2 separate regions of the Mus musculus genome follow, and region 2 is linked to region 1. A link is a loop called in an ENCODE intact Hi-C map of the cell type or tissue named here. Cell type or tissue: gastrocnemius. All regions are shown on one strand. Links, peaks and the distances in the headings refer to the core of each region. The heading gives the core; the rest is flanking DNA.

The links. A loop is a pair of places that touch in the nucleus more often than their neighbours do. Peaks named below come from ENCODE experiments on the same cell type or tissue, not always from the same donor. Only the 100,000 strongest peaks of a DNase experiment are listed, where the experiment ranks them.
Region 2: a loop joins it to region 1, with 8 times the contacts of the local background. A loop is called at or near these places in 16 of 42 quality-filtered maps.

What each region holds. Positions count from the first base shown.
Region 1 is chr1:93,667,583-93,670,493 of GRCm38, forward strand. No RefSeq gene overlaps it. Among named protein-coding and RNA genes, the nearest start is that of Bok, 17 kb to the right of the region's middle. In gastrocnemius, for the core only: a CTCF peak has its summit at 1,277 (motif pointing right); DNase peaks (open chromatin) are centred at 420 and 1,334; H3K4me3 peaks cover 895 bases; H3K27ac peaks cover 612 bases.
Region 2 is chr1:93,725,855-93,728,765 of GRCm38, forward strand. The region is part of intron 2 of Thap4 (THAP domain containing 4); the gene reads right to left. Among named protein-coding and RNA genes, the nearest start is that of Thap4, 28 kb to the right of the region's middle. In gastrocnemius, for the core only: CTCF peaks have their summits at 518 (motif pointing left) and 1,322 (motif pointing left); DNase peaks (open chromatin) are centred at 431 and 1,309; H3K27ac peaks cover 246 bases.

The sequences.
Region 1 (2,911 bases), core at 254-2,753:
GCGTGGGTGCATGCCAGAGTGTGTGTGTGTAGACTGAGGAGCCAGCTCCCAAGAGCTCCCAATCACACAGCCATGTTCCTATTCCATCAGTGGGATCAAGGGCTCCCTCAGAACAATGACTGCAGAAGGGCTGCGCAGGAGAAAAGCCTGGGAATGACTGGAAATAGGTGGCATAATGCCGTTGTCACTGTCCTTGCGACCTCTCAGCAGGGAGGAAGAATGCCCCAGATGTGATAGTTTCCCTTTGGGTGTCAGGATAGAGCCCTATAGGACCACTTCGAGAGCAGAGCTGCTGGCTCCTCCCACCAACCCCAGCCCTCTACCTGGCTCCTCCCACCAACCCCGGCTCTCTACCTGGCTCCTCCTACCAGCACCACCCTCTACCTGGCTCCTCCTACCAGCTCACCCTCTACCGGGCTCCTGGGGTCTCTGCAGGTTACCCAGGCTTCCACTTCTCCACCTATTCACGTTGTGAAGGCCAGTTGTTTCTCTCTTTGTGTCTGTTTCCCCTCAGACTGGTAGAAATGTGACTGCTAACCCTTTATCTCTCCTGGGACTGAAAAGGGCAGCGAACTCGTGGTCTTTTCCAGATCAAAGAGTCCAGTGTCTGCAGCAGTGTAGAGTCCTGGCAGACAACCCCCTCCCCATCCATGATGCGTGCTTCCTTCCGCCTGGTTTATCAAACATCAAGGACAAGGTCAGACTGTCTAGGGAGAGTGAGCCAAGAATCCCAGTTGTGCGATGGAATTTCACACGGCCTGTAGAAATGGGAAGGCCAGAGGAACATAATGCGGATGTTACATTAAGTGTAAAGTCAGGTTTTGGAGCCTCAGGTGTTTGACATAAGCAAGAATCTTCTTTTGGATGTGAAATATGCCACAAGAGTCCTTATCATCATACAGCAGTTGCGGCTTTTAATTTTGTGTGCTTTTTAAACTTCCTAGTGGAGTGTACCCAGGATTTACTGTTATACTCGGGGGTGGAGGTGGGGTGAGAGGTGACTGCTGGCCTTGACTTTGAAATCTCAGAACAATTCTGTTTTAAAGTATATATTTTGCCGCGGGGTGTGAACTCTCAGAACCAGGAACAAACTAAAGAAAAGAATGTTTATCCACAGGGAAAAACTAAAGTCCCAACAGGAAGCATGGGCCACCAGTTTCCTGCCCCTGAGACTCACTGGAGCAGCGCAGACACACTGCAATATGTATCCAGCTCCCTAGAGGGAGATGAAACCTGGACCCCAGGTTCAACTTCTAAGGGACCTGGTGCTTCTCTGGGACAACTGGCCGCCTGGGGGCACAAGAGGACCCGTAGCCACCGAAGAGGTCCTCTTTGTCCCTGACAACCAGCACGCGGCTGGCAAGTGTACACTTCCTGCCGCTCTGAGGGAGCGGAGGAGTGGCCTCGGCACTAGAGGAAGAAAACACACACACACACACACACGTACACACTCCCTTTCCATCTCCAGACTTTAGTAATCTCGGCTCTCCGACTGTCACAAGGTGAGGAACATCGGAAGGGCGGGCTGTAGGGCAGTGTAGGGTGAAGGAGCTCTGGCATAGGACAGATTCTTGTGAGCGAGGGGCAGAGCCTAATGGAGCTCAGCCATTTGTAGGGGCAGATCTTGGTAGGGCCTGAACCCTATGGAAGGTGAACAACTCCCCACCCCAACCCAAGCAAGGATCTTTGTAAGGCAGATCCTCCAGGGGGAGGGGCTGTGGTCATGGGCGGGGGGTGGGGGGTGGTGGTGAGGAAAGTGGTGGGGAGGGACAAGTCACAGAGGCGGAGCCTCAGGCAAGGATATATACCAACTAGCATTGGGTTTGCAGATGAGGATTTTTTTTCCCCCAGTGAAGCCTGGATCCTGGATCCTGGTCCTGGTAGGTTGGCTTGGTCCAGGTTGCAAGTGGGAACTGAGGCAGATGTCCGTGTCCCCAGGACACAACATTTTATATATGAGCAGTTTACCTCTGAGGAGGGACACAAGAGCAACCCCAAAGTGCCCCAAAGCATCCCCTCTCCCCTGCGGAACAAGAGCTGTGACGCGTGTAGTGATGTGAGCACTCGTGCTCACAGTTAAATCACTCTGTCCATCTTCTAGGAGAGCTGTAACAAATTACCATAGACCTACTGGTGTAACACAAATTCCTTATTCTCTTATGTTCTGAGCATGGCAGTTGGACTGACGGTTGGGTATCATCAGACTCTCCCGAGATAGCAGTCTTTAGCCCTAGCTGGAAGGGACTGAAGGGTCTTTGGGAGGCTCAGCCTGGTGCCCTCTCTCTCTCTTTTCAGAACTACTCTGGTGTGGGTGGGCTTATCCCTACTTGGTTGTTGTCTTCCCTGAGGAAGGACCTTTTCCCCCATCCAATGTCTCAGACCCTTTCTCTGTGCATTACAAAGCCTGTAACAGCATCTCTCCTATCTACTTCCATTGAAGCATCTCAAGTCCCAGCCTGCCTGCTTCCTCCTCACAAAGATTCTCTTGTGAAGATCCAGGACCATCCCTAACTCCTAAGCTTGTCTTCATCTGCCCTCTGCAGAGCCTCTTTGCCATGCTAAGCATCTGGGGATTAATACCAGGGAATTAAGGCCAACTTGTCAAAGTAAATAGGAAACACCAGTTCCATTGAAGGAGGAAATCACTCCTGCTCCTACTCCTGGGAAATGTGACTGAAAGGGTGACCAGGCACTCCAGAGCATCATAGATATCTCAGAAAAACATGGTACATTGTGTTGATATAGATGTGGGAATAGAAGGGTATGGGTTGTTCCTTTGTTTGTTTGGTTTTTGAGACAGGTTGGTTTTATGTAGTCCTGGCCTTCCTGGAACTCACTCTGTAGACCAGGTTGGCCTGGAACTCAGAAATCTGCCTGCTTCTGCCTCCCAAATGCTGGGACTAAAGGTGTG
Region 2 (2,911 bases), core at 127-2,626, 58 kb after region 1:
TCAGTAACTGAGTCACATGACCTACAAGGTCACCCCTGCTCTCACCCTGACTCTGCCAGAGGTTGTGCAGGGCCTCAGAAGAGCCACCAGGCTGATTCTTACATGTGACCAGGATACTTCTGGTACCTTCCTACAACGTAGACCTCGGTCTGGAAAGCAACTCATGGGAGGGCAGAACTGGAGACAGAAGAGCTCCTCAGTGCAGGTAGAGTCTTCATCAGCCAACACACACACACACACACACACACACACACAGCCTTTCCAGACCAACAGCTCAGAGTGTGTTCTCCAAGACAACTAGGTCAGCCTTGGGAAGAACACAGGCAGAGAAGACAACGTAGAGGAGTCAGTTGTCTCCCAGCATGTGGGGTCCAGGAACTGAATGCAGGCTCAACAGACTTGGCAGCAAGTGCTTTTACTCACTGAGTCATCGGGACAGAACTTAAAAATGTTTGTTATTGGGTCGGAGAAATGGTCTAGCTATTAGCCCTTCTTGCAGCAACCACATGGGGGCTCACAACCATCTGTAATGGGATCTGATGCCCTCTTCTGGTGTGTCACCAAAGCAATGGTGTATTCTTTATACATAAAATAAATCAATAAATCTTTTTAAAAAGCAAAGCACTTCTTGCTCTGGGGAGGACTAAGGCTCAGTTCCTAGCACCACACGGCCATCCATAACTCCAGTCCCAGGAGACTTGACGCCGTTTTGTGACTTCTTCAGGAGCCAAGCACACCCTTGGTACACATACATGTATTCCGGACAAAACATTTTCACATAAAATAAAATATATAAATGTAACACAAAAAATTTAATGTATTGTTTTTATTTACATAAATTTTTGTGAGTCTATGTGAGTGCAACAGGTCTAATTCTGGATCTCTTTACTGGAGAACAGGCAGACCAAGGTCCTGTCTACTCCCTACCTTTAGGGTACCTAGTTGGCCTCCACACCTTAGTTGAAGCCTCTACCCCAAGGGGCAGGGGCTGGCTAGAAAACACTCCAGTGGGGTGTGATCTCAAACTATTCCAAAACAGGGCATAGGGAACTCAGTCATTTTGAGCAAGACAGGGCAGTCTGCTGCCTCACTCAATGTCATGATCTCCAACAACACCTAAGACCTTTGGTGTAGGCCAATACTGGTGCCCTACTCGGTCGGTTTGGGTGCCTATAAGCTTGCATGTGTATCACATGCACAAGGATGCTTGTCTTGTGAGGTCCTGTGCCTGACAGTTGGCAGTGTCTTCTCCATTCTCCTCCCCTTTCATTTTGTTCCCCCTGCAGGCAGGATAAGGATGATCTAGGTCTGCCCCCTAGGGTGGGAGGCTTGCAACAACAGGCAGAGCAGTCTCCTGACTGGGCACACTCAGGACAAGGTGAAGCTGTGTAGGTGACCCCAGGAAACACCTTGGCTTCCCAGGAAGGTGTCAAGTACCCTCTCAAGAGGCAGAGCTGGAATGCAGCCCTGCACTAATGTTCACACCCACACCCGGCTCTAGCCACATACACCATATTGAGGAAGTCTCAATCAGCCTTACAAGTTCCAGACCAGACAGCCCTTGTCAGAATCCACGACGCCTCTTCTGATCCCCAGTGTCCTCTGCAGCCCCTAACTTGTGTCTGGCGTTGTCCTTGTTTTAGACCCTGTTAGGGTCACTCAGCCCTCCCTCCTGAGGTTCTTCTGTCTGAGTCAGTACTGAGTGACATGTTCCTCCAGCAGAAACACGCTCAGGCCCTGCTTCTGTCTTCACACTGCTTCCCAGACAGTGAGAGCAAGGGAGGACAGTTCTCAAATGTCAGATGAGAGACACAGAGAGGGAGGGTAGAGAAAGAAGGAAAGAAACAAGACAGGGAGAGACTAACACTGGTCTTGCTCTTTCTTCCTCCAATCTGTCAGAGGATCAATCCGGGATGCAGCATCATTTCTGCCTCTCCCAGGAATTAAAGTAATTAAAAAGGCGAGGGTGCTCAGCTTGAAGCATGCCGACCTGAGGTGGATACCTAGAGCTCACAGAGTGGGAGGAGAGCACGAACTCCCACAAATGGGTGTTGGCCTGGACTCGGTCCTCTGGAAGAGCAGTGAGCACTTCTAACCACAAGCCGTCTCTTCAGTTCTTAGTTCTGTTTCTGAGTCAAGTCTTCCTCTGTGACTCCAGCTGACTATGAGATGCTGCTGTTCACCTTCCAGAGTCCCGGGAAGAGCTACCAAGTCCAGCTACTAAACCCTTAACATCTCAACGCTGTTGCCTGTGCAAGACCAGTCTCCATAAATACCAAAGACCAAAAGGTGGGGTGTGAGTGAGCCTAACTCAGGAAGAAGAAAGATGAAGCAGAACCCCAGAGCAGTATAAATAACAAATGTTCTCCATAGTATTAGGCATTTGAACTCTTGGTCCCCACTTGGGGCAGGTTTGGGAGGGATGGCCTCGTTGGAAGAAGTACCTGACTGTGGGCATACTTGCCAGTCACCATGCCTGCCACTTCCTGCCACGTCTTATCCTCGGGAAATCATAAGCTCAAATAAACTCTTTATTCTGGAAGTTGCTGTACTTGTGGTGTTCTCTCACAGCAGTGGAAAAATAACGAAGACAACTAGGCAGCAACGGAAGAATGTAAAAGTGAAGGCATACAGGCACAGGCAGTGCGGCAAAGGCCCTTAATGGGAAGACACATGTGAACAGAGCTTACCCAGAACACACAAGACTCAGAACTTGAAACAACACTGCAAAATGAAACAAACATACCACCCCCAAGTCCAAACTATGGGCCACAATAATATACATAAATTTAAAAATTACTGTTTTAAAAGGTGAGCATAGAGTAGGACCCAGCAATAGCTTTACCCCCAGGGACAGGTCCAATAGAAATTAAGTACCCACCAAAGTTAGACCTAACTATCTGCAGCTGCA